Regions from separate parts of the Homo sapiens genome. Here region 1 is linked to region 2. Evidence: chromatin loops called from intact Hi-C (ENCODE). Cell type or tissue: PC-9. All regions are shown on one strand. Each heading gives the region's core, and the rest is flanking DNA. Links, peaks and the distances in the headings are about the cores only. Region 1 overlaps PHF7 (PHD finger protein 7). Region 2 has its middle 29 kb from the start of SFMBT1.

Evidence for each region. A loop is a pair of places that touch in the nucleus more often than their neighbours do. Peaks named below come from ENCODE experiments on the same cell type or tissue, not always from the same donor. Only the 100,000 strongest peaks of a DNase experiment are listed, where the experiment ranks them.
Region 1: it touches region 2 in a loop (11-fold over the local background); 5 of 110 quality-filtered maps call a loop at or near these places.

Annotation. Positions count from the first base shown.
Region 1 is chr3:52,422,765-52,439,052 of GRCh38, forward strand. PHF7 (PHD finger protein 7) reads left to right here. Exons shown (of 11, transcript NM_016483.7): 10 at 1-117; 11 at 327-877. The coding sequence ends at 553. SEMA3G (semaphorin 3G) reads right to left here. Exons shown (of 16, transcript NM_020163.3): 13 at 16,156-16,197; 14 at 15,207-15,435; 15 at 14,763-14,902; 16 at 10,271-13,309. The coding sequence ends at 12,839. Among named protein-coding and RNA genes, the nearest start is that of SEMA3G, 14 kb to the right of the region's middle. RefSeq lists enhancers at 5,202-8,351, 5,930-6,029, 14,803-15,308 and a silencer at 7,209-7,369. In PC-9, for the core only: a CTCF peak has its summit at 5,952 (motif pointing right); a DNase peak (open chromatin) is centred at 5,997.
Region 2 is chr3:53,069,344-53,080,779 of GRCh38, forward strand. It overlaps a transcript of RFT1 not described here. Among named protein-coding and RNA genes, the nearest start is that of SFMBT1, 29 kb to the left of the region's middle. RefSeq lists enhancers at 3,300-3,349, 3,590-4,207, 3,700-3,819. In PC-9, for the core only: CTCF peaks have their summits at 3,532 (motif pointing left) and 3,733; a DNase peak (open chromatin) is centred at 3,438; H3K4me3 peaks cover 948 bases.

The DNA of each region.
Region 1 (16,288 bases), core at 1,449-9,448, 650 kb before region 2:
GGTGCCTCATTCTGTGTGCTACATGCGGATCCCACGGAACCCACAGGGACTGCTCCTCTCTTAGATCTAACAGTAAGAAATGGGAGTGTGAGGAGTGTTCACCTGCTGCAGCCACAGGTGAGGCTGGAGGGATGGGCCGGCCTCAGAGCAAGGAGGGGGCTGTAGGGACTTGTGGTGCCTGGGAAAGGAGGAAGACATCCCACCAGAGGGGGATTAATAGTTGGTGCCTTTGACTTTGGAAGGAAAGTAGCTAGAGAGGAGCTTAAGGACCTGTGCCTGGGAGAAGCAGAGGCTTGAGTTTTCCTCTCCTGCCTTTCTCTCACCAGACTACATACCTGAAAACTCAGGGGACATCCCTTGCTGCAGCAGCACCTTCCACCCTGAGGAACATTTCTGCAGAGACAACACCTTGGAAGAGAATCCGGGCCTTTCTTGGACTGATTGGCCAGAACCTTCCTTATTAGAAAAGCCAGAGTCCTCTCGTGGCAGGAGGAGCTACTCCTGGAGGTCCAAGGGTGTCAGAATCACTAACAGCTGCAAAAAATCCAAGTAACACCTTCTGAGTAGCTGCTGTCCCACACAATAGGGTATGAAGCTGCGCTCCTCCATCGGGTTTGGGGAGGGAGCACTCTGGGACTGTGAGACAAGGAAGCAGGGCCAGCAGTGAGACTATGAGCCAAGCAAAGAGAAGTCTCAGTGGAGCATGAGGAGGGAGCAGTCCAGATGCCAACAAGGAAATGCGTTTATGGCTACAAGAGTGCCTCTGCTTTCTCCTCCTCTCCTCCCACCAAGGATTCTTCCACCTTAATCTTGTTTTCATATGCCTCTTCTTACTTCACCCATGTTTGTTGTTATGCAAATAAAGGTTTTCTCTCCATTGGTGTCTCCTTATAAATTCATTCTGAAATTTGTCTGGGTAGTAAAGATTCTACGGGGTAGAGTACGAGAGTAAGAAAACTCACCCTCCTAATCCATAAAATTTAGGGAATTAATGTAGAACTTTTAGCTTAGAATATAGACATGTTTCTTTGGAGGGAAAGAAACCTGTTTATACGGAAATTGGCATTACAGAGGTAGAGAATCTTCATCAATCATTGTGCAAATAATAAGTACACAGGTTCTCATTAGGGAGGTGAGCCAGCATAGCAGTCCACACTGGGTGGAGAATAGGCCCTTGTTGCAAGGCTTGGGGTCCTGGACTCAAACAGGTCAAGGACTACCATGCTTATACATGGGGCATAAGGGACTCCATTCTCTCCTGACTGGTGTGGGCTTCAGCACACCTCCACAGCATGAGTGAGCCCAGTCAAACCCTCACTGCCCGGTGGTTCGAGCATTTCCGTCCAGAGTTTAAATATGAATTTGCATGCCAGGACATTCAAATTAGGCAAGGTGGCCGGGCGCAGTGGCTCATACCTGTAATCCCAGCACTTTGGGAGGCCGAGGCGGGCAGATGACTTAAGGTCAGGAGTTCAAGACCAGCCTTGCCAACATGGTGAAACCCCATCTCTACTAAAAATACAAAAATTAACCGGGCACGGTGGTGGGTGCCTATAATCCCAGATACTTGGGAGGCTGAGGCAGGAGAATCGTTTCAGTCCGGGAGGTGGAGGTTGCAGTTAGCTGAGATCGCGCCACTGCTCTCCAGCCTGGGTAACAGAGCAAAACGCTGTCTCAAAATTAAATTAAAAAAACATAATCTTCCCGTTTTCGTTCACCTCAGATAATTGTATCACAATTTTTGTTAACTTTCAATGTTTATATTATTATGATGCTAGAAATACTGTTTACCACTGAGCCAGGCAGTACACTATGATTACCTTTCCTCTTTTGTACAATGTTTTTTTCTGAAATTAATAATTGCTTCTTTTTTGGTATATACCTATTGCTAATTCTTCTGAAATGTTGCAAATGATCAACAAAATGTCTCAAAATGCAATTTTCCTCATAGACCAGGCATCAGATCACTATCAGCTGGACTTCTTTTCCTGAAGACCTGCCTCCCAGAGCCGCCGCCTCCAGTGCTGGCTGCTCCTAGAGCTCCTGCACAGCTGTCCTCCTAGGGCTTCCCACAATTATGCCCTTTTTCTTCATTTCCTTTCTCTTGGGTTTGACCACCCAATGCTATCCTTGCTTATCCGGGCGTCCAGGGAAATTTTGTCAGAGCTCTGCAAGTAACAGGAACATTTTTTAATTGTGAGCTTTCATATAAAACACAATATTTAACCCATTCTAAAGATTCAACTCTTGCAGTGATAATTCACAACTGAAAGATGCTCCTTAGATTAAGACTTTAGTTCTAAACCTAGAGTTTCTGTAACTTGGGTCACCAGGCATATTTTTAGGGATCTGTGGTAGTATTAATATCTTTTCTTAAGGAGTCTATTTGTATACCCAAGTGTGAGAAACACTATCTTAACTGAGAGTAATGGCCCCTAACAGTGCCCTCTCGACTTTAGCTTCAGTGGGTAGAAAGGGAGCTTGGGAGGGGGCAGTTTTTGTCACCTAGATGTCAGCTGCCCTACCTCTGTGTACAGTTGACTTTGTGGATACTTGCTTAGCTAACACGACAGTGCATGCATACACACACACACACACACACACACACACACACAGCTATTAACTATTTCTTACTCTTTGTATTTTTAGTCTCCACTGATGTTAATAGCCAACCCTATTTTTATAGGCTGGAAAGTCCAACTTTGAAATGTTCTATTCTTCATCTGGGCCTAATCAGTCATTCTCCACTAAATAACTGGCTTCTTTTTTTTTTTTTTTTTTTTTTTTTTTTTGAGACAGAGTCTCTTTGACCTCGTGATCCACCCACCTCAGTCTCCCAAAGTGCTGAGAATCCAGGTGTGAGCCACCACGCCTGGCCTCTTTTTGCTTTTCTTTTTCTTTCTTTCTTTCTTTCTTTTTTTTTTTTTTTTTTTTTTTTGAGAGGGAGTCTCACTCTGTTGCCCAGGCGGGAGTGCAGTGGTGCGATCTCGGCTCACTGCAACCTCCACCTCCCGGGTTCAAGTGATTCTCTCCTTCCTCAGCCTCCTGAGTAGCTGGGATTATAGGCACGCACCACCATGCCAGGCTAATTTTGTATTTTCAGTAGAGACGGGGTTTCACCAAGCTGGTCAGGCTGGTCTCGAACTCCTGACTGCCTCGGCCGCCCAAAGTGCTGGGATTACAAGCGTGAGCCACTGCACCCAGCCCCTTTTTTTTTTTTTTTTTGAGTCAGGGTCTCACTCTGTTCAGTGGCATGATCATGGCTCACTGCCCCGACCTCCCTGGGCTCAGGTAATCCTCCCACCTGAGCCTTCCAAGTAGCTAAGACTATAGGCATGCACCACCATGCCTGGCTAATTTTTTTTATTTTTTTTTAAGAGATGAGGTTTCACCATGTTGCCAAGGCTGGTCTTGAACTCCTGGGCTCAAGGGATCTGCCCACCTTGGCCTCCTAAAGTGCTGAAATTACAGGTGTGAGCCACCACACCCAGCCAGCTTCTTTCTTAAATAAGCTTTTAATTTAGAATAGTTTTAGACTTACAGAAACATTGTAAAGATAGTATAGAGTCCCCATATATCCCAAACCTAATTTCTCCTACTATTAACACATTAGTATAGCAAATTTGTCACAATTAAAGAACGAATATTGATACATCATTATTAACTAAAGCCCAAATTTTATTGAGATTTTCTTGTCTTTTCTGTTCCAGGATACCACATTGCACTGTGTCGTATCTCCTTCGGTTCCTCTTGGCTGTGATGGAATGGCAGACTTCCCTTGATTCTGAAGACCTTGACACTTCTGAGGAGTACTGGTCAAGTATTTTGCAGAGTGTCTCTTAACTGGGATTGTTCTGATGTTTTTCTCATGATTAGACTGGGGTTATGGGTTTTGGAGGAAGACACAGGAGAAGTGCCATTTTCATCACATCATATCAAAGTTACATAGTATCAGCATGACCTGTCACTGTTGAGGTTGACTTTGATCATTTGGCTGAGGTAGGTTTTGTCAGATTTCTCCACTGTAAAGTTACCCTTTTTCCCCCTTTTCTTTTCTTTCTTTTTCTTTTTTTTTTTTTTTTAGATGGAGTTGTACTCTGTTGCCCAGGTGGGAATGCAGTGGTACAATCTTGGCTCACTGCAACCTCCGCCTCCCGGGTTCAAGCAATTCTCCTGCCTCAGCCTCCTAAGTAGCTGGGATTACAGGTGTGCACCACCACACCAGCTAATTTTTTTTTAGTAGAGATGGGGTTTCACCATGTTGGCCAGGCTGGTCTCGAACTCCTGACCTCGAGATCCACCCACCTCAGCCTACCAAAGTGCTGGGGTTACAGGTGTGAGCCACCGCACCCAGGCTTTTCCTCTTTTCATACTGTACCTTCCAAAGGGAAGTCACTATGTGGAGCCCACAGTTAAGTAGAGGTTTTTATGCAACTCCTCCTTGAGGATGGAGTATCTACATAAATTATTTGGAATGGTTCTGCATGGGAGATTTACCTATTTTATTCTCTCCTGCTTATTTATTTAGCCAATCTTTTTTTTTTTTTTTTTTTGAGACGGAGTTTCGCTCTTGTTGCCCAGGCTGGAGTGCAGTGGTGCGATCTTAGCTCACTGCAACCTCTGCCTCCCGGTTTCAAGTGATTCTCCTGCCTCAGCCTCCCAAGTAGCTGGGATTACAGGCATGCGCCACCATGCCTGGCATTTTGTATTTTTAGTAGAGAAGGGGTTCACCAGGTTGGTCAGGCTGGTCTCGAACTCCTGACTTCAGGTGATCCACCCACCTCGGCCCCCCAAAATGCTGGGATTACAGGCGTGAGCCACCATGCACAGCCTATTCAATCATTTAGTATGGACTCCTGGACTTTGGGTTACAATGTAATAATACTTTATTTTGTTGCTCAAATTGCTTTGGCCACTGGGTGTTCATGTGTCCTTTTCACACATCCCCATCACTGTGTGTCTGGTTTTGTTTTGTTTTGTTTTTGAGCACTTTTTTACTTTCTGACACTGCAAGATGCCCCAAGCTCATCTTCTTTTAAATGCCTGTTTCATGACAAACACATGTTTAAAATTTTTAATACCTATTTTCATAACTGATGTGTCTTATTAGAATTAATTACTGTTTCATAACTTAGGAGCTGGGACAAATCAGTTCACTTAGGGATAGTAGAAATAGATGTTAAATAAAACTTTCCCAAAGCACCTGCTCCCCTTCCTCTAATCATTACCTTTACGGGAACCGTAAACTAAGGCCAGAAACCTCAGATTTTCCTTCAGCTTCCCTCTCTGTTCAGCCAACCTCTTTGTTGTCAGTTCGACTGTTTTTCAAATGTTTGCCTTCCTCTCCTTCCCATTGTCAGTGCTCAGCTCAGACCTTGATGCCTCATAGGATGGGCAGCAAAAGTCTGCATGGTTTCCTGTGTCCACTTGCTTCTCTGACACATCCACCCTTTTCCCTTCTGCCAGTTACCATAAAACATGTGCTAACTCTTTGCTCAGGATGGCCCTGCTGAGATTGGCATTCAAGACCTTCTACAAACAGGGCCTTCCATAGCTGCATCTCCCAGGACATCCCACCCACAGGCCTTCTTCTCTGGCTGCCTCAGAACACTGGGCCCGGGCCTGGGGTGCTCAGCCTGGAGAGTCCTGGCATCCATCTTCAGCCTGTTAAACACAGCCTAAGGGCTACTTCTTCATCTCTAGGCACTCTTACTGTCTCTGTTTGTACCCCCTGTTATAGCCCATGTCATTCTCTGTCTGTCCTACAGTTATGGGTCTGTCTTTCCTGCTAGATCAGAAGCTCCAGGGACCTGTCTGTCTTATTAACCTTTCTTCCCCTCATGATGCCTGGCCCAGGACTCCACGTTCAGAGGCAGTTTAATGTCTACAGAACTGATGGATGCTCCATACCCTGTATTCATAAGCCTGTGTTTTGCTGCCAAACACCAGAGGGCACTGTTAGCATGTCGATGAAGATTATAAACCCTCAGACCTGGAAGGCTGGGAAAGGCTTATGAAAATCTTGCTTCTGTTTTGGGATTACATAAGACTTATTGCGCCTCAATTGTTCTAAACACATCTGTTCGAGTTTATTCATGAGGCACGTTCCTGTTGGGGTTAGAGATGAGTTTGAAAGCTCCCCGTCACAGGTCAAATCCTTAGACAAGACTGCCTTCATAGTCTCTCCAGACCCAAAGTGGCTCTCCTAACCCACCAAAAATATCTCCCAATTACTCATTGAGAGGCATCCAGATGCCCTCTCCTCCACCAAAAATGGCGACTGCCAGTCCCAAGGGGGAATGTGTGATATGGTTCTATTCCTTTTCTGCCCCACCCTCCTCCCACATGCACACATGCACAGGTACCTGTCCACACGAATGCACACTCACTGCCATCAGGACCTCTGGGTGGTGGCTCAAACGGTGGCTCAAAGGCTCTAGCCTCTATGGGCAGGGTGGGAGGATGCTATGAGAAGCAGCACCTCCACTGGCCCTGACCCCAGGGAGACAGCATCAGTTTCCCATGTGCTCCCAGTCACAGCATCATGGGGGCCCCCAGGTGTGAGAAGTCTCCCTAGTGACTAAGCCAGGGAGCTCCATTCCAAAGGAGCTGGCTATTTGCAAAGGTGTCATGGCTTGTACATTTTTCCAAAAAATGACAGAAAAACTGAAGAACTGATTTTTTTCCCAAAACAAAAAACCCTTGCCCTCACTTCTCCCTAGCAAACCTGCTCTAACCCTGGGATCCCTGAGCAACATGACAGCATGAGGTCCAGATGGAAGGGGTAAGCCCCAGGAGCCCCTTCCCCTTGTCTTTGGTGTAAACTGGCTTCTTGACCCTGCCCTGCACACACCCCTAATAAACAGGAAGGCATCCGCGCCATTAGTATCCATCCTTTTCAGAGCATCTGAGACCTGTCTGGACCATCAAAGCCATCCCCAGCCCCCAGGAGCCTACTGGAGGAGACACCAGCCTCGCCAAAACAATTCTCCATTGTGTTCTTCCCCTTAGAAATCATGGGTTTGTAAACAGGCCCTTACATTTCAGCAGGTCCTGCCCTGGCTTTGTGCTGGTGTGTTGTTTTTTCTTCCCTGAACAATGTCCTTTCCAGTAGGGCCAGCCGTTCACACCATTGTCTGAGACCCTTGGACTACAGGAAACATCACCAGATTCTTATCAGTTGGGGGCAGGAGTGGGGGGGTGAACAGATGAGATCATGTCCACAGAGCAAGTGGCTGGTGTGCCACGTCATTCCCCATGCCTTCATCTGTGAGAGCAGAGCCCGCTCGCCCTCCATCAATCTGGGCTTCATGTGTCCAGAGTCCAGTCCCCTCTATTTGGTGGTAGACACCTGGACTCTGTTCCAGGCCTCTGTTGAGTCACTTTGGAATCCTATCAGTCTGCAACTGTCCCTTTGCCCTGGTCATTCCTCACAGCAGTGAAACAGGCCCTTTTGGGTGGATTAGGGGGTACTCTGGTCATCATACTCTCCGGGGTAAAGAGGTCAAGACTGGTCAGCTGAGTCCTCCCATCAGCAGTGTCCCTGCGTGCAGGCTATTAGCTAGCTGCTGGAGGCCTGGCCCAAAGACAGCCCCATATCCCTTACACCGCCTCCCTGGAGACTTTGCAGCAGCCCTCATCCTCAGTGGAGAGTAATTTTTTTAAAGGCTTCATGAGGAACCAGGAGTTTCCTTAATGGAAGTCCAGCAAGGAAAGTGAAAGGCTTCATTAGGATGCAGTCTCTAAGGGAGAGGGGCCCAGTAGTGGTACCCCCAGCAAAGGTGGCCAGGGACTGGGCAGTGGGAACGGGCACAGGGCCACAGCTGCCTTGCCTCGTCTCCTGTACATCCGAGGGATGGCTGAGTACGGAAGGAGAGCCAGGGTGCGGCCCAACAATTCCCAGGCACCTTATCAGATTTTTATCTATTTATTTATTTATTGAGACAGAGTCTTGCTCTGTTGCCCAGGTTGGAGTACAGTGGCGTGATCTCAGCTCGCTGTAACCTCTACCTCCCGGGTTCAAATGATTCTCGTGCCTCAGTCTCCTGAGTAGCTGGGATTACAGGTGTGTGCCACCAGCTAATTTTTGTATTTTTAGTAGAGAAGGGGTTTCACCATGTTGGCCAGGCTGGTCTCGAACTCCTGACCTCAGGTGATCCACCTGCCTCGGCCTCTGAAAGTGATGGCATTGCAGGTGTGAGCCATCGTGCCTGGCAACCTTATCAGATATTGTGTCCAAACCTAGCCCTACCCACTGTCCCTCTTTCCGAGTTTAGAGTCTTAGAAGACCCTGGGAATTTGTTCCTGGTGTGTGTTGAACTTTATTCTTGTAGAACCCACTGCAATCCAAGACTTAGGTGAGGCTGGGATGGGACCTTAACTGGGATGGAAATTGGGCTATTTCTGAGCAACTACCCCCTAGCTCTAAGATGTGGTTGGCCAGAGGTGCCTCTGTTTGCTGGATTTCCAGAGGCATGTGAGCCAGTCTTCTGGGGCCCAACTGGCTGGAGCTGCAGCTGGACCCCCTGCCAGCCCACAAAGAGGACAGGCTGGCTGGAGGTACACCAGGTTCTTGGGGGCTGCTACCTGACCATTCCTCCAAGCAGGGGATTCTAGGGCTGTCTAGGACCTGACCCCAAGCTTAGCCAATGAAAGAAAAGCCCAGGAGTCATTTGAGAAAGTGGAAACTGCTGTTTTCCTCTCTTATTCTGACTCCTTCCTGCCCCTCACCTTCTTAGAAACGAGTCTGTTGGATGGAAGGACAGCCACAGACTAGGGGTGAATGCTAGCCCTCCACAGAGGACCATGACAGACACAGGAGGGGCCAGAAATAGGCTGGTTATGGGAGCACGAGAGCCGGGAACAGAGCACAGTCCAGGCCCAAAGGGCAGCAGATTGGCCGCTTGGCAGCCCTGTCCCGGGGTAGCAGAGTCTACTCTGGCGAGGGTCATAGGAAACCAAGATATGGCTATTCATCAGGAGGCTGGGGCTTCCAGAGCCTACAAGCTGGGAAGGCAATTACTAATTAATCAAGCTCACATGTTAAGGGAGGGAATTAACCTAATCAACATTTTTCCAAAGTGTGTTCTTCAAAATGTTAGAAACATGAGATGTTAGCTGCTCCATGGGAAAAAAAAAAAGAGAGAACCAAATGTTTTGGAAAAGCACATAGCACATAGTAGGCATGCACATTAGCAAGAGATCATCACAGGACTTCTCAGGGCCTTCACAGGGCAAGCCAGCAGGCAGCATTTCAGCTCTGTCAGGGCCAAAGGGGCAGAACACGGGGACCACGAGATCATGGAGGGTCCCGTGGGATTATAGTTATCTCTTGGAACCACTGGGCCAGTCTCATTCTCTAGGCCCCTTTCCAGCTCTAAACCTGTTTGGGAAGTCATGGAACAGAGTCCCAAAGAGCAGAGGAAGCATTAGACGCAGAGGAAAGAGCTGTGACAAGACAACAGAGAGAGGCTGAAATCGCTGAGGCAGGAAATAGGGCTTGAGATGGGAGGGGGAGGTGGTGTGGACCAGGAAGGGGTCTGGTCCAGAGGGGTCTTCCGGACCACCCTTGGGAGAGTGATGCAAGAGGGAAGAAGGGGGCTCTGGAGGCCGCCTTCGCACACCCTTCCCAGCCCAGCACACTGTGCCAGGTGGGTGCCCTGGTGACACTTCTCAGTCAGAGGTGATGATGCTTCCTGGGGTGGGGTGACAGGGTTTCAGGTTCTGTCAGGCCTAAGTGATCGTGGAGGGGGCAAGGAACAAAAGGAAAGGCCAGCTCCAGGGCCCAGACTGCAAGATGAGACTTATGACTGACCTGTTAAGACCCCTAGTCTACAGCATGGATCGAGGGGCCTGTTCAGGCAAGAGGCCCAGGGAAGTCTCCCTGGGAAGGTGGGGTTATGACCCTTCCATCTTCCTCTAGCATCAGTGGATTCTGCTCTTTGGGCTGAGGTGTTGATGTCAGTGGGGAGTGGGAGCCATGCCCAGACGGACCTCCTGCAGTGTGCCCAATAGGTCAGATGTTCGGGGCCTCCCCTCCTTTCCAGAAGCCACAGTCCCCACAGCACAGCCCCAGTCCCCCAGCCATGAGGACTTAATATCCATTGGTATGTGGCTTGGGATGAAGGCAGGAACCATGCCAAGTGTCACTGTGACAAATGTCAAGTGTTGTTGTGAAAAAGGAGCAGAGCTGCCTACGGGCCCAGCTGCCCTTTGCCAGTGTTTTTTTTTTTTCTTTTAGTTCAAGATCCTCCTGAAGTCCCAAGAAGGTCAGTCTTACAAGCCCACAGGCCAGGATGTTCCTCATTTAATGAGCAATCTCGGCTTTGTACAAAGCCCTCTAACTCCTTCCTTCCCCTGATACCCATCTTCCTCCTTTCTAGAAAGCACCACCCAGTCTCTTTCTTTAAGTCCTTTTCCAGCTCTAAAACCTGTTTGGGAAATCATGAAACAGAAGTCACTCAGGGTGACCTTCTTTCTCATGGAATGGATGGGAGGGCTCTTCATTTTCAGCTCATGTGCGCAGCATCAGTCCATTTAGTACAATACACAGATACACAGTAATGATATAATTATGTGATGCAAATATTAACTTCATCCCTTTCCTTGTAAATTCAGCTTTTCTCACCAGAGCTCAGGGGCAGTCATGACAATAAAAATAACAATAGTAATTACAAGAAATGTGCTCTGAGTACAGAGAAACCACAAGGCCCATCTCAACACACAAATACAAAAACAACTCGCATTTACGGGGCGTTTCCAGGAGTTAATAGCATACAGTACCATGGGTAGGGTGTGGTTGGCAGAAGCTGTCCACTTTTTCTAAGTGCAGGTGTTCGTTGCTGAGGATCTTGTGCTCCTCCTCCCTTCGTTTTCTAGAGTAACTTCCCAGAGGACCCTGCCTGGAGCCTGCCAAGCCAGAGTCCAGCGTAAAGGCCCGGAGGGCTGTTTGTGTCTTTCTGGCCTCCCTAGGGTAGAGGGCAGAGCTGGCTGCAGCTCTGATACCCTTTCCTGGAGCTCTGCACTCTCTCCTCCCCTCTTTAATCCCCTCTGTCTCCCCTCCCTTCTGCTCTTCAGCCCCCATCCTTTCCTCCTCTCCTCCTCTGCCTTGACCAGCTGACCTCCCAGCAGACAGCACCGCAGGCTGGAAGGCTTCTCAGGGCGTTGATAGGTTAATCTCAGTGCTTCTGGTTCATTTATTACATGGTCAAAGGGGAGAACGGAGGGACTATTTCAGGTCCCAGTTCTCTGGAGGTGCCAGGGGTAAGGGAAAGATAAAACCCAAGGCAGTCTGGGTTTGAGTTTCAATAGGGCAGGGAACCCTGGCTTGCTTTTTATCTTTTTTTCCCCTCCTTTCTTTGTCTTGGTTGTTTTAATGGAGGGAATCTCAAACCCAGTGCTCTTATCTCCTTCCAGCCAGTTTTGTGTGTCATGAATGTGTTCATGTGCAGGCTGGGAACAACTTTTCATTTAGTCCTCCTCCTCCCCTCTGTGCTCCCCAGCCTGAGAAACTGGTGATGGCAAAAACACCTCCCCTACATGCCCAGGCAGAACGCGTCCTTGCCATCCGAGCCTTACCCCCGAGAATCAGCGGGACTTACACTTCTTCGTCCTTTTCTCTACCTTGTTTCCCCCTTAAAAGAAAAACAGTCTTCCTAAATCCATTTAGCATAAAACAGAGATTCCAGAGATGGAAACACTGGGTCTTCCAGGTGGCTTCTGAGCTAACTGATGCCATCCTGAGTTCTTGTGGACACCTGTTCCTGCCTGGGTCCCACAATCTATCCTAAGGGTCTCCTGCCCTCTATCCATCTCCATATCCTCTCAATCTTCTGCATCCCTGGCCCTGATTCTGAGGGCTGCAGGGCTCACAGAGCCTCCACATTCCCAGCCTCCAGGGCTGCGGCATGCTTGCATCACCCTGGGAAAGACAGCCCACTCTTCCCGCCTGCACCCTTCCCCAGCTCCCCCACCCTATCTCTAGTCCACAGACACAAGGGACAACAATGCCCCAGAACCCACCCCTCCCCGCTCGTGGACATGGAGAGCCTGACAATGGGGAGGGGGTCCTCTCAGGAGGGGCAGGCATCCCAGCAACCCTGGCCTGGGGAAGGGAAGTCAGGCTGTGAGATGCCCCCACCTGGTTTACAAAGTGAAGCCTGAGCCCTGACCACCCCAGATCCCTGGGGGCTCTAGCAGTCTATGCCTCTAGATTATCTACACCTCTCCGTGATTCTCAGATGGAGAAGAGGCGGTGGGCAGTGGCAGGGAGCCACCAAGATATCACGGCGCGACAGGAGGGGAGGTGCATTGTTGCTCCACCTTCCCAACACCTCTGTGTTCCCTCCCCAAGTCGGTCAGGTAGGCTCTTCTTACGGGGTGCTAGCTTAGAGGCCATTTCCACCCTCTGGCTCCCTGCAGGCCCCCTACCGGGATACCCCCTAGACGCACCCACACACCCACTCTGAGGGTCACTCAGAATGGCCATTGTTCTGTAGGCTGGGAAAGAACCACCCAACCCTCTTGCCTCTGGGCACACCCGGAAATGTGTTGCGGAAGCCAGGCCATCTCTGAGAACAAATGGCAGATCCCTTGGGGCTGCCAGCAGCCAGAGGGTGCTGGCTCCAGCTGGGTCTAAGAGCACAGAGAAGGGCAGGGAACAGGCTTCAAGAACCCAGCCCCTCCATTAGACCCCAGTAGCGGTGTGGGGGCAGAGACACCTGTCTCTAAGAGGCAAACAGACATCCTGACCCCTCTGCCCTAGCTGGGTGGGTGGGAGATGCTGGGGGCTGCTAGTGGGCCCCCCAGCCCATCCTGACCACCCCTCCTCTGCCCCCTTCTACGTGGCCTCCACCTCCCGGGGCGTCCGATTGTGCTCGGCATGCACCCGGCTCTTCATCTTCTTGCCTAGCTCCAGCCCTGCCCAGCTCTTGCCCCTGGCCTGCTTGCCCCGGCTCCGGCTCCGGAAGCAGCCTGAGCATTCCGTGGTGCCCCTGCACCACACGCGCTCACAGTACTCATCCACCCGGGGCAGGTTGGCGAAGCCAATGAGCTGCAGGATGTCCTTGTACCAGGCCTTGGGTGGGGTGGAAGCCAGGCCTCCCCGGGCTGGGGGCTCCTCTGGCTTTGGCTCCGGAGGGAACAGGTTGTCCAGCTGTGAGGCCACAATCACCACCAGAGCCAGGCGGACCACAGTCTGGGAGAAGCCATGCTCCAGAGTGGTGCAGGTGTAGGTGCCCGCATCGAAACGGCTAAGCCTGCGGAACAGCAGCCCCCGCTCCGTGTGCAAGACTCGCTCGTCCGTCTTCACCTGCCATGCGGGCGGGAGGGCGTGAGTAGGGTGCAAGGTGGGAGTTTACCATCGGCTTCTCTGCCCCAGCTTTTCTGCCATCCTTGGGGCCCAGTGCCTGGGCACTTCTTGCCCTATTCTCCCCTTCCCAGGAGGGGACCAGCAGCGTGGCAGTCTGGGCCTCCTCTAGACCACCAGCTAATTCAGGTGGGGCCTCACCTTCCCATAGCCCAGGAAGGGGCCTTCTCAAGGATTTGACTGGCTGGTTTCTCCCTTAGTCAGAGGACTCCAATCTTGGCCTCAGAGGGCCCTGGCACACATTCCCAAGGAACATAGGGGCTAAGATGTTATCCCCTTAGCCCTTCTGGAGGTACCATCCCATCTACAGGCTTTTCTCAAGGGAGGGGCTGTGCCCCCTGGCCCAGAACTGGGCTTCAGAAACTCCCTATGCTACACACATACAATGTGCGTGTGCCCACGCACACATGCACGTGCACGCACACACACACAGAGACACACACAGGGCCTTCCCATCCTGGTCTGAACCGTTCATTCCCCCAACGGTGCGAGCTGACAGCCCCAGCCCAGGGTGGGCTGATCGCCCATCACAGCGTGGGAAGTGGGAGTGCCGCCCTGATCCCAGCCCGCCTCTGGCCTGGACCCTGTGTGGGTTTTAGTCTGCACATCTGTGTGTTGGGGGTGGATTGCTTGAGCCATTAGCTAGTGTTGTGAAACACCATCTTGTTGCTCCCCTCCTCCCCTGGGGAATCTTCTCAGTGCCCAGCCCAACAGCTGGCCCAAGGCTGGCCTCCCCCAGTTCCCAGGCTGGAGGGAGAGCCCCTCCTGTAATCAATCCACTCCTGCCCCTCCCCTTCCCTGCCCCGGCCAATGCCCATCCTCAGGCCCCAGACTTAAACCATCCCTGGGGTTGATAGACCTTTCCGGATGGGGGAGGAGAGGCCCTGAGCAGACAGCTGGACTCCAGGGAGGAAGTGTGGGGCCAGGCTTTGAGGGTGGAGGGCAAGGACCAGTGGTTAGGGACCCAGAAGGTTCTCTTCTGTTGTGTGTGTGTAGCATAGGGAGGTTCTGAAGCCTAGTCCTGGGCCCAGGGCACAGCCCCCTCCCCTGCCTGGGGCAGAAGAGAACCAAGAACCCCTGGAGAAGAGAATCCTTCAAAGATGAGCCATGTGTGTAAACATGGGAGACTTACTGGCCTGCCCAGACCCTCTTCTCTCTCTTCCATCACCCACCCCTCAGACTGGGGGAGTTCCAGCCACATCTGGCCTGGGCATTCCCAAAAGGCAAAAATAGGGCACCTCCTTCTAGGCACCCCAGGAGCCTAATACAAACTTTTTTTAGGTTAATCTTGGCAGATTCCCCCCAGAACCCCTTTCTGGGGCTCAGGTCTTGGGGTTCAGGATGGGAGGTGACCTCAGGACACACAGAGGCTAGAGGCAGGGGTCTCCTCACTCACCTGGTCAGGCCCCTCATCCCCTGGCCTCTGCAAGAGCCAGCGCACAGCAGCCTGGGGAGACTTGGGCAGGCACTCCAGGAAGGTGCTATTGTGCTCCGTGCCGTAGACCATGGTGGCTGCCACAAGTCCCACTGCCTCTTCTGGAGAGAGGCAGAGGTTGGCTCAGCTTGGGAACTATGGGACCCAGATCCCAGTGCCACCACCTGACACCACAGCTCAGGAGCCCCACTAGTATGACAAGAACTTAGGCATGCGTGGATCCCCAAGCCAGCCACTGTGTCCAAAGACCCTGCTTCCATGCACTAGCAGGAGCTACACAGAGAGGGAAACTGAGGACTATCCGTCATGACAAGACCAATCTGAGAATGCACTTCGCAGGGGTGGAGCCGGGCCACAGGGGTGAGTTCCAGCCCAGTCTGGGCCCTCCCACCTGCCACCACTCACCTTCCTGGCTCTGGCCCAGGCACTGCAGGGCAGGGTTGCCGTGCCGGATGTCCTGCCGGCGGAACCGGCGCTTGCCAAGGCTGGGGCGGTAGTGGGTACAGGAGGCACCATCCCAGGCACAGTATGGGTCCCGGGCCAGGCAGCACTCTGCACAGGCAGTGCCGTAAGTCTCACATTGGTGCAGCCGCAGCTGGGCCACACCCAGCCGAGAGCCCACGTATAGCATTTGCTGGGGAGGGACAGAAGCAGAGCCTGAGGTGAGCCCAGGCTTCGCCCACACGCAGCCAGGCTCTCAGCCCCTCAGCTTCCTGAGACCCCTGCCACTTGCAGGAAGTCTTCCAGAACCTCTTGGATTCATTCAAAAAACAAAAAGTGTTTATCACCCATCTGCTGCATACCAGATTCTGTGCCAGGACACAGAAGGGATGGAGGAGAACCAAGACCTGGGATGTTTTCTCTAAGGGGCTTCTCCAGGCCCTCCCAGGTGCTGACCTTTGCCCTCTATCCCAGGGGCCTTTATCCTGAGTTGTCCCTGACCTTAGAGGTGCACCTTGCTTTAAGCAACCCTTGCACGAAAGTTAGGATTTACACAAAGATACACTGGAGCAGATAAATATGGGGAGACGGGTTTTGCCACTTGGCAAATATAGTAGGCCTCTAAAAAGTGGCCTTGTTGGACTTAACATCTGGATTTTGTGTTTTCAGGCACACTTTTGCCTCCCTTAGGAACTGGCCTTTGTGACTATCCCCTTATCTGGACATGGCCCCACTTACTCGGTGCCTCCAGTGCCCACTGGCCACTTGTTGCAGGGGCGAATCAGGCCTGCCTCAGCACAGCTTTCCCCAGACTACAGTGGAGCTCGAGGAGGCTGCGGAGCAGGGGCAGAGGAGGAGGCTGCGGAGCAGGGGCAGAAGGGGGGTCCAAGAGGAGGGTGGCAGCTGTTCTTACCCTTTTGACAGAGATCTCCATTTCGGTGATAGGTGTTGGCACCTGGGGAAGGAGAAGGGTCTCAGTGTGGGTCGGGTGGACCAAGACCTGCCCCTGCACCCCTGCTTTCAGTCTCCTCCAACCCTGGGGTGGG
Region 2 (11,436 bases), core at 1-8,000:
TACATTTTCATTTTACAGTATTTTTAACTTGTAAAGGGTTTATTGGGATGAAACTCCACAGCAGGTTGAAGAGCATCTGTATAAAGATCTACAAATGAATAAGGAAAAGATAAAAACCATAGTGGAAAAATGGGGAAAGGATATAAGCAGATTCTTCATGGTAAAAGGAAATAAATAAAATTCAGAGAGGTGAGGGGGAAAAAGAAAAAAAAGGAAATAAAAATGATCACTCAGTAAGAAAAGATAAGCAAACTCATAAGCAATGAGACAAATTCCCATTGAAGAGAGAGGTTTTAGCAAAGTGTTAGTACAACAAGTGCCTATGCTGGGGGTGGGCACAGGCTTTTTGGAGGGTGACTTAGCCCCTGCCCCCCAGCTCAGCAATTCTACTTCCCAGCGCCTCCCCGTAGAGAGCCTGGCAGAGACCTGCACTGTGGCGGCCACTGCAGTGAGCTGTAACAGCACCGCTGAAAACAGCCTGGATGTCCAGCAATAGGGGATGAGGTAAACCCTGTGGGTTTCCCATATATGCACAGCCTAGTGGCAATTACAAGGACTGAGGAGGGAAATGTTTGGCTTTGGGATGCTGTGTGTCTATGGAGACAGACTACTCCCCACTGTGCCCTGCAGCAGAGCAGGCTCTCTGGGAGGCACCCTAGCTGTGGATTCAGGAAGATGGGGCTGGCTAGATGTTTCCTGCCCTGCTTGGAGGTTGGCTTCCCCCATCTCCCACCTGCCCCCATCCCAACCCAAACCTAACTGCAGTGGTTGGGGATAAAGGAGAAAATAAGTCTGGGTGTGATAGCTCATGCCTGAAAATCTAAAACTCTGGGAAGCACAAGCAGGAGGATAGCTTGAGCCCAGGAGTTCAAGACCAGTGTGGACAACATAGTGAGACCTCGTCTCTTGAAAAAAATCAAAACAGGCTGGGTGCGGTGGCTGACGCCTGTAATCCCAGCACTTTGGGAGGTCAAGGTGGGAGGATTGCCTGAGCCCAGAAGTATGCTGGGATTACAAGTGTGAGCCACCATGACCAGCCCTGTATTATGGTTTTTTTTTTTTTTTTTTTTTTTTTTGAGACGGAGTCTCACTCTGTCGCCCAGGCTGAAGTGCAGTGGCACGATCTCAGCTTATCGCAACCTCCGCCTCCCGAGTTCAAGCAATTCTCCTGCCTCAGCTTCCCGAGTAGCTGGGATTACAGGCATCCGCCACCACACCCAGCTAATTTTTGTATTTTTAGTTAGAGACAAGGTTCCACCATGTTGGCCAGGCTGGTCTCGAACTCCTGACCTCAGGTGATCCACCTGCCTCAGCCTCCCAAACTGCTGGGTGTATTATGTTTTTAAAGTAAAAATGCATTCATGTATTTCTTATATAATAAGCCACTAAATAATTTTAAAAGTTTTTTTTTGGCCAGGTGCGGTGGCTCACACCTGTAATCCCAGCACTTTGGGAGGCTGAGGTGGGCAGATCACCTGAGGTTAGGAATTCAAGACCAGCCCGGCTCAGCCTTCCAAGGAGCTGGGATTACAGGCACATGCCACCACGCCTGGCTAATTTGTATTTTTAGTAGAGACAGGGTTTCACCATGTTGGCCAGGCTGGTCTAGAACTCCTGATTCAGATGATCCGCCCACTTTGGCCTCCCAAAGTGCTGGGATTACAGGCATGAGCCACCAAGCCCAGCCAAAATGTTTAAATTAGTAAAGAAAGAAAATTCTGGAATTTTTTGTAGAGGTGGGGTCTCACTAAGTTGCCCAGGCTGGTCTCAAACCCCTAGGCTCAAGCAATCCACCCAAAGTGCTGGGATTACAGGCAGGAGACACTACACCCAGCCTAAAAATTTTTTTTGAAAGCTTAAAACAAGGAAGGAAAAGGGAAAACGGAAGCTAAGGAGACCAGTGAAGAAGCTGTTGGCAAAGGGTGGTAAGACCTGAGCCGGCGTGTCCCCATCTGTGAAATGGGTACACCGATCCCTATGGTCACTGAAGCTGTTGAGAGGACCCCTGCGCTAATGAGAGTGAACTCTGCAGTCTGTGAGGTTGGTGCCCCAGATACTTAGCTGGAGGACAGGACTCTGCCCAAGTCCCTTGTATGGGCCTACCTATGGGGCCACCCTCCTCGCTATGCCTGATCCTCACAGGTTTCAGCACACTGGCCCCAGGTCACAGGGGCCGACCTGGGACATAGAGAAAGATCCAGCCATGGGGCTACCTCCCAGAGCAGACACCAGCCCTTGACGGGCCCAGCAGCCATGTTGGGTCTCCATGCAATTTAGTCTTATGAGCCACAGCTCAGCTTAGACTCAGGCTCCAGGAATAGGTCCCCAAGACACTCTCATTCCCCAGTGGTTCCCAGCAGTATTGGGACAACCAAAATCAGCCTCAAACTGCTCAGGCCTTCCCCAGGGATATGACACTTAGCAGCTCCTGGGGCTGCCCAGGCTGAGAACTACCTATCCCCAGCCCCAGGTAGAGAGCCCCAAGTCTGGCTGTAAGAACAAGGTGAAGCCAAAGACTCAAAAGCAGGTCCTTGCCTCCCGTGACTGCAGGCACAGCCCAGTGAGGGGCAGCAGGGCTGCCAATGGTCCCCTGAATTGGCACCCACTTCCTGGGTTTAGCACCACTGTGGCCTCAAGAGGCCCTAAAGGAGGGTTGTCATGGCATGCACCATGGGTTCCTCACATAGTTCCTCTGGCCCAGGGGAACACGTGTCCTAGAGGCAGCTGCTCCTGGCGTCACTGTTGGTAGGTCCAGATGAAGGACAGGCCTCTGCCTGGGAGTGTCAGGATGCAGAGAGGCTGCCTCATTCCTGCTGCGGCAGCCAGGGTCCCCACACACTCACACTCATGTCAGCGAGGTCACAGGAGGTCGTCTCTACATGAGGCTGTGATAAGGCTGCGTGGGAGCCTGCATGCAGGCTCAGCATCATCCTGCCCGGGCGGGAACCCTGGTCCACCCTTGCTGTAGGACTTCAGTCAAATGACAGCCTCTCTTGACCCTCAGTTTCCCCAACTGCAAAAGTAGCACCCGACAACATGCACTGACCCCCCAGGGCTGCTGGGCGTGCTTGGCTGATGGTTCACTCTCAGAAGTATCTGTCCCTACCCACCTCGTAGGTGCGGTCAGGTGAGTTCTTCTCTGCCTCTGTTTCCACACTGCACCTGGAAGAAGCTGGAGGACCTGCTCTCCTAATTGCTCCTCTACCACTGATGTTGTAAGAAGGGGACACTGACTTGTCACTCTCTGCCAATGTAGGAGCCAGGCACTGTCTCTGTTGGCTCAGGGCTGGGCTCCCAGGAAGTAAAAGCCTAAAGGCTCAGGGAGGCCATTTAAGGTCTAGGGTCCAGTGGACTTTCGGACGCATCGCAGCCTCCGCTGAGCCCTTCTAGCAGGCTTGTGGTGACTGCACCCTGGGGCGGCTGCTCCATTGTTTCCTGTCAGTCCCGCTCATCTGCTCAACAACCCTTTGGAGGAAACACACAGGAGGGTCCTGCCCTCTAGTGGCTGCCGGCGGCCAGGTCTCTCCTCACAGGGCTCCGCCCGCGACCTCAGAGGAGCCCACCGCCCTCTCTGCCTGCTCTAGTGCCTGCCGCACAGCAACAAGCAGGCATTTCCTGGGGGTGAAGCCGAGGCTGGCCCCATGAGCTGACACCCAGCAATCTTCATCTCCGAGCACCTTTGAGTCCTGGGGGGCCCTGCTTCCAGATGTGAGCCCCCAGCCCGTGGGGCTGGGTGGTCCTGGGCTGTGCCACAGGGTTTCAGCCCACCGCGAAGGAGGCCTGACGGTGTCCAGGTCGAGGGCACCTGTGGGCAATGATTGACATAACACTGCAGAGAGAGAGCCTGGTGGGGCACCGGCCTCTGCCCAGGCTGGGTTCCGGGGCCTTCCCCCATGTGCCCACATCCCATGCTTCCCCCGTTACAGCCTCTGCCGTCAGACTGCGCACCAGCATCTGTGGGTGAGGAGAGAACCTGGGCTGGGGCTTGACACAAAAGGGGCTTTGCCTCTGGACACCCCCACCTGTGCCGCAAGTGGAGGGGGCGGGGAAACGGGGAGGAGGGAAAGTAAGCGGAAGTCCCGCCTCTGTGGAAGCGCCTCTGCACCCTTTGTCCCCCAAGGGAAGCACAAGTGTGTGGCCAGTCAGATAAAGCAGGCCTTTCCTTGCCTTTATGGAGCCACGGGCTGAGGCTGGACCAAGGGTCAGTGAGGGGTTCAGGAGGCCCCCTCTGCGCCTCTCTTCCAGGCCCTGAGCCCATCATTCCCTTCGTTGTTAGAGTGAAACTGTGAAGAGCCGCAGCTCTGTGCCGGGCGAAGAGGATTTGGCAGTGAAAAGGATGAGCTTGCCTTGCCCTGGGGGCAACTGGCACCTGGGGTAAGAGGTGGCCGGTGAGAGCCTGAGCCCTCTGGAGAGCAGAGGCCCCGTTGTGCACAGAGCCAGTATACCCAATGCTCGGGGAGCTCCCAACAACCCTACCCAGCCCTGCGGGAGACCACAAAGCTCTAGGGAAGAGCCTGTCCCAGGAAGCACAGGGCTTCGAAGTTCTGACAAGGACATCGGAGTTCCAGGCCCACCCCACACATGCACACACTTCCTGCTTCCAATTAGCACTAATTGGACGACTGGGAAAACCCACAGACCATGAAGCAGAAGCAGTTAGGTCTGCGGGGCCCCGGTGAGGCAGGCCCTGCGAGGGCCCAGGTGAGCCAGGCTCTGGGGGATGGGCCCTGGGGTCTCTGTCTCTCTGAGAGGGGATCAGGTGATCAGGGCCACATCTGCCAGGATCCCTACTGGCCCCTCTGGAAGACGGAAATTGTCCCAGGGCCAGGGCAGAAGCTGGGTGTGGGGGAGCCTGACAAACACCCCCTCTCAGCCTGGCATTTAAGGCTCCCCTAAACCTGGCCCTACCAGCATCCCCCCTCCCAACCTGGTCTCTTTCATTTCTTCTGCTCCTAGTTCTCACTGCCTAAGTCACCCACTGATTAATTCTTTATGTCACTCCATCTATTCATGTATTACGTGTCCAGGAGCCCTCCTGTGGCCAGATCCTGGGACCACAGAGATGGATGTGCCAGGCTTGGCTGGTCAGGTGGACCTTGGAGCCAGGACCTTTTCCAGGGTCCCCAGAGCACTGGATGGTCAGAATCAAAACAGGGCTAAGGCAGGTCCAGGGGAGGGGAGGGTCCTGATGCTCACCTCCTTCCTACTTGAGCAGCCCTCTCTCCTACCACCTATCCAGCTAGGCCTGGGCCCAGGTTGGCAGAGACCACATTGCAGGGCAACCCCTCTGCTGGCTCCACTTCATTCTTGGTGGGAAGAAGGAGGCCAGGCTGAGCACTGCATGCGTATGAATAGAAGTATCAGCTTTGCTTGGCACTCTCTGGGTGAGGCTTTGTGTCCCTTGATCCTTTAGACCGCACTCAGGGTATGTGCCAGGCTGTGTCCACATCCATGGCCAAGCTCAAGACAGAAGCTCTGCCAGGAACAGCTAGGACTAGGGGGCAAGAAGAGAAGCAGGCACCAAATCTGAGCTGCTCTGGGGTGGGTCTAGCCCGTGGGGAGAAGCAGGGACTGGCCCTTAGCAAGAGGCTGGCTCTGGAACTTGCATGCTGGAGTAGTCTGGGCCCCAGCCCCAGAGTGAGGGCCCCGAGTCAACCCTTTATATAATACTGCATGGCTCAGGCCCTCAGCCCTGAGCAGGGGTAGTGAGAACAAGGCCCCTTGCCCCACAGGTGTATGTCGGGCCTGACCCTTGGGCCCCGTTCTCCAGAACATCCCCACCACAGAGACAGAGGCTCAGCTCCACTCCCTTCCCTTCCCCTGCTTAGAGACCAACCTGGTCCTGGGCAATTTGGTGTTGCCATGACAACCACATACTTTCTTCTTCCCCACTTAGCCGATTGAATCTGAGTTGCAGATGAAATCCTGGTGAGTTGTGTGTTTAGAAAGCATGCGGCCATTTGGAGTGCTCCATGCATCTTTCATCTCCCAGACACCTCTGACACCCATCCCTTGTCTCTTGATGGCTGAGGGAGAGGATATGCGGCCTGTACCCTCTCCCTATGCCTGGGGTAGTCCTGGCCCAATGGCACAGCCTCCTTGAGGTACAGCCTCTGGCATGCAGGAACACATGGATGACATTCTCATGGGCAGCCTCTGTGGTGAGTGGGCCCTGTGAGCTGGATGGCAGTCACCAGGAGCCTCCGACAATGCATAGTCCTCTCCATCGTGAGGCATGTGGTGTCTGGGTAAGAGCTCTTGACTCAGGAGGCTCTCTCTGTCCCCTTCAGGAATGTGTGCTGCCCTTAAGGACTTGGGCCACCAAGACTGGGAGTTGCTGGCCAGGGGCCCCCAGCATCATCTTAACCTTCATGCATTCCCTAGGGCTGACCTTAGCCTCCTCTGACCAGCAATGAAGAGTCACCTGCAGCACAAAGCTGGCTGGGAGCAGGCTCAGAGCTCAGCCCCGAGATGGGGGAGACGAGACACAGGGAAGTAGTAAAAGTGGCCCCATCTGTGATGAGCAGGGTGCTGGTGGCCCTGGGAGGCAACCTCAGCTTGGCAGTTGGGTAGGGCTGGTTTAGCAAGTTTAAGGGGAAGTTAACATGGGGTGATCAGAGAAAAGTGGGGCTGGCTCTTTCTCCGATCTGCCTGGGTGGGGGATGGAAATCAGCATGGGGCATCTTACCAGGAATGGTCACCCAGGATGGACAGGGAGACCTGCCTCTGTCCTCTACACTCAGGGCCTGAGGCCCCTGCCCCACACTGCAGATGTTAAACCCACAAAGTGGTCCCATTTGTGTGGCTGCCGCCCCACTGGGCTGCAGCATCCTGGGCAGGCGGTTGGCCCTTGAGCATAACTGTACCTCCTTATCTAGGCCTGCATTTCCACCCGGATCTTACTACCTCTCTGAGCCTCAATGTCTTCCCTCTGGGGAAGGGAGGCAGGGGCAAACGGATAGGTTGGTAAGAGTGGAATAAGTAGTGAGGGGTTCCTGGAGCAATGTCTCCAGGGAAAGCACACCTGCTGGGTGTATTTGGTCAGATTTGTATGATTTTGTAGGGAAGAATATAAAGTACAAATATAAAAAAGCAAATAAAAAAGACAGATAATTATAGCTTGAGGAAAAACAAAGAATCATAGCAGAAAGGAAATAGAATACTACTTGGTTTAGCAGAAAACAATGTTTGCGTAGCGTTAAACATGTAAACACTGAATATCAACTTACGCCAAATCATAGCATTTGAAGGATGGGGAGGAAATGTATGGAGAGGTGGCTATCAGCTCATTTTCCATAGTAGGAAATCAATGTTCTAAAGGTGAAAGAGGCAGGGTGCAGTGGCTCATGCTTGTAATCCCAACAATTTGGGCCAAGGCAGGAGGATCGCTTGAGGCCAGGAGTTCAAGACCAGCCTGGGCAACATAGTGTGACCCCATCTCTACAAATCATTTTAAAATTAGGCATGGTAGCACACACTTGTAGTCCCAGCGACTCGGGAGGCTGAAGTGGGAGGATTGCTTGACCCCAGGAGTTTGAGGCTGCAGTGAGCTGTGATTGTGCCACTGCTCTCCAGCTCAGCCTGGGCAACAGAGGGAGACCTCATCTCAAAAAAAAAAAAAAAGAGTGAAAGAGTCAAAAGAACTGAAAGCAATGGGTCAAGAAGAGGGGAATCAGTATTTCCAGCCTTGCAGTATTGCTCAACCTTAAAACTATGGGTCAAGAAGAGGGGAATTAGTATTTCCAGCCTTGCAGTATTGTTCAACCTTTAAAACTATGTACCATACGTGTATTGTTTTGATCAAAAGAGAAATTAAATATAAAAGCAGGTAGGATTAATATAAAACCTCTTAAACACTGAGGCTTGAGAGGTTTAGTAAACTGCCCAAGATCATGGTGTAAAGGACACAGCAGAGCTGGAACCTACACTAGGGTCTGTCTGTGCCAGAGCCCACAGCAGGCATGAGCGTGGAGTGATCTTGTCAAAACCTTAGAATCCACCCTTGGACCAGGCAGCTCAAAGACCTTCCCCAAGCACCAATGCATGCTACAAAGATGAGCCTCCAGCATAAGGGGCTGCACCCCATGCCTGTGGGCAGGGAAACAAGGCCCTTGAGCAAACCCCTTCCAAAGCCACTAGCCCACAGAGGCCCTGTCGCCCACAGAAGGAGCCAGAGCAGTTGGCAGAGCCCCTTCCTCGGCTGTTCCGCTTCTGTTTACTGGGTGGCTTTTGTTCCCTAGCTTCCCATCCAGCTAGGCTGGTTAATCAGATTCTCTGAGGGGAGGGCTGGGGCATCAGTGACTTTACTGACACCCAGAGGAATTGCTTCTTGGGAAGCAATTACTTGTGACAGGTGCACACTCCCAGCGGCTGAGCTTGTCTGTGGCTGAGGATGCCGTGGAGCCTGGGGGGACAGGTCCTTGTTGCTGGCTTGTGCTCAGCAGGGACACCAAGGTCCACTGCTCCTCCATGGTTTTCTTGGCCTCTGCAGGAGGAAAGACTGTCAGCTGAATGACCAAGTGACAGGTTGCCACGATGTCACAATTAATACAGACCATTGACTGGGAGGCTGGCATCATGCAAAGCCCTTTTCAGATGTGGAACCCAGGCGATCTGAACGGTTTGGCCCACTGACCTACAGGTCCTGAGTCTCAGGCTCCAGGCTGGCTGGTCATCAACTCAATATGACCTGGGCAGGCTCCCTTCCATCCTAGGCTCTCTTAGGGGCGAGGCTGGGGCTGAGAGGCGGTGAAGTTCACTCTCAGGGTTCATCAGCAGGCAAAATGGAGAAGGAGACCAGGCTCTTGGAGGACTCTGTGTCAGGATATTCACTTAACAGTTTACAACATAGAAAGTGCTGGGAATAACCTGCAATGGCATATTATAGTAAAAAAGGATGCTGTGCAGGACAGTGTGAGCACGGCACAGGTGCGTACCACGGGCAAAGTCAGGACTGGCCTCGGGCAGGACATGGACCCAGTGTTTCTGTGACTTTCTGCAGGGCACTGGTTGCCCTCAGGATAATTTGTAATTAAATAGCAAGAAATACATAAAATACATAATATCAGGAGATAAAATCACTTATCAGGAAAAATAACACATGGTATAGAATATTTTAAACTTGGCCAGGCACAGTGGCTCACGCCTGTAATCCCAGTACTTTAGGAGGTCGAGGTGGGAGGATCAAGAGTGTGAGACTAGCCTGGGCAACATAGTGAGACCCCATCTCTACTAATAATTTTTAAAAAATTAGTCGGGTATGGTGGCTCATGCCTGTGGTCCCAGCTACTCCAGAGGCTGAGGCTAGAGGATCACTTGAGCCCTGGAGATTGAGGCTGCAGTAAGCTATGATTGCATCACTGCACTCCAGCCCAGGCAGCAGCTCCAGATCCTGTTTCAAAAAAAGGAATATTTTAATCTCCACCGTGACCTCTGTGCTGGACTAGCTCCCCTGCAGGACCCAGGCTCCAGCCTTGGTATGCACAGGCCCACTGGCTCTCCAACTCTCCATTCCACCCCAAAGAACTGCTGAACCCCAACTTTTCCTTGGCCCCACAATGGCCCTGGAGCAAGAGTGAGCAGGGATTATTAGAACCTTCTGCAGATGGAGAAAAGGCAAAGCTACCTGCTAGATCTCACAAGGAGTAAAAGGCAGGGCTGGGATCGGAATACAGTTCCGGGCTCTCCAGCTCTGTTGATTGTCTGGATCAACAGCAGGTCCTCTGGCCCAGTGGGCAGTGGGGATGTGGTAAAACATCATTTCCAAGCTTCAAAGGCAACCAGGACTCCTGCACAGTTGAAGGGAATGTCCCACAGACGCTGATAGAAATGAGGGAGGCCTTTAGCAGTGGGCTGTCGGATCAGAACCAGGTACACTCAGGTCACGGCTCTTTGACAATGAGAAGGAGGAAGAGGAAGGCCTGATGGATCCCCACTACTCAGATATGACCCACACCCCAAATGTCCATGGCCTCACACCTTCCCCAAGGATCAGCGCTGGGCCCAGACACATCTGGTGTCTCCCTGATGTCCACAAGTCTGTAGGCAGAACACTCTTCCCTTCCCAGGAAAACTCCACCTTATCAATAGTGTTCAGGACAGCACCCTAGGCTGGGCACAGTGGCTCACATGTGTAATCCCAGCACTTTGGGAGGCTGAGACGAGTGGATCACCTGAGGTCAGGAGTTCGAGACCAGTCTGGCCAACAGGGCAAAACCCTGTCTCTAGTAAAAATAGAAAAATTAGCTGGGCATGGTGGTGGGCGCCTGTAATCCCAGCTACTTGAGAGGCTGAGGCAGGAGAATCGCAGAGGTTGCAGTGAGCCTAGATCGCACTACTGCACACCAGCCTGGGCAACAGACCACGACTCTGTCAAAAGAAAAAGACAGCACCCTCTGGGCATCCTAAATTCAAAGCTGCTTCTGGCAGGAGAAACCAGTCCATCTTAACCTGGCATCCTACATCCCAGTGAAGTAAAAAAAACAACAAAGCAAATCAGTGTTTGCAACAAAACAAAACTCAGCAAGTTTCTGGATCAGCCTGTGATGAGTGGGTTCAAGGTGAGGACATTGGCAATTGGTGGGTGAGGCCATGTGGGGGTGCAGGGGTGTCCTCGTGGGCCACCGTGGCCCGGGCCTTGGAAAGCCGAGACCAGGAGAGCTCATGCCTGTGGCCACCCAACACATGGCAGGGCCCATTCATGCCTTTCCACTTTCTTCAGAAACTGCCACAGCAGCTGTCCCTCCCTGGACAAAGCCACCTTCTTTCCTGACGCCAGGGCCCCATTTTCTTTCTGTCTTAATCTAAGGCTGATGGGAAATATAAACAACTAGCTGAGGCAATTTCTGAAATTGGTGGAAATCATTTAACAAGCTTCTGGAGCATCCCTTCTTGTCCTGGGGAGGTGTGCGGAATGTGTGTCTGAAAGAGCATTTGCTGGCAGCCATGGCGTTTCTTCCCCGGGCCTAGTCACTGGGGTTTCCAAGGCTAAGGACACCTCAAATCCACATCCAGATGCCTGGCTCTGCACAGTCTCCCTGCCTGACACCCTTACCCGCCAAAGCTCCTGCAGGGCCAGCTGGGCCTAAAAGCAGTTTTCGTTTCTTCTTCACCTGCAGCTTCGTCTTTCAGGAGAGGGTAAAGCAATGTTTCCATTGGAATTTTAAAAGATGCTCCACCACCACGTGCACTTCTGTGGACTGGGGTTAGGTGGGAGGAGGAAGCAGTAGTGGGGAAACAAACGATTCCAGGGACCACAGTCCCTCTGTAACCTTGTGTTGGGCAGATTTAAAATTCCACTCGTTCAAGTCCACTAGGCTAGAGCTAGGCATCCCTGTCTAGTGCTTTACCTACCTCCTCTCACTCCTTACTACACCCTATGAGGCAAGTGCTATTGTGCCCATTTTTAGATGAGTAAACTGAGGCACAGGGGGATCA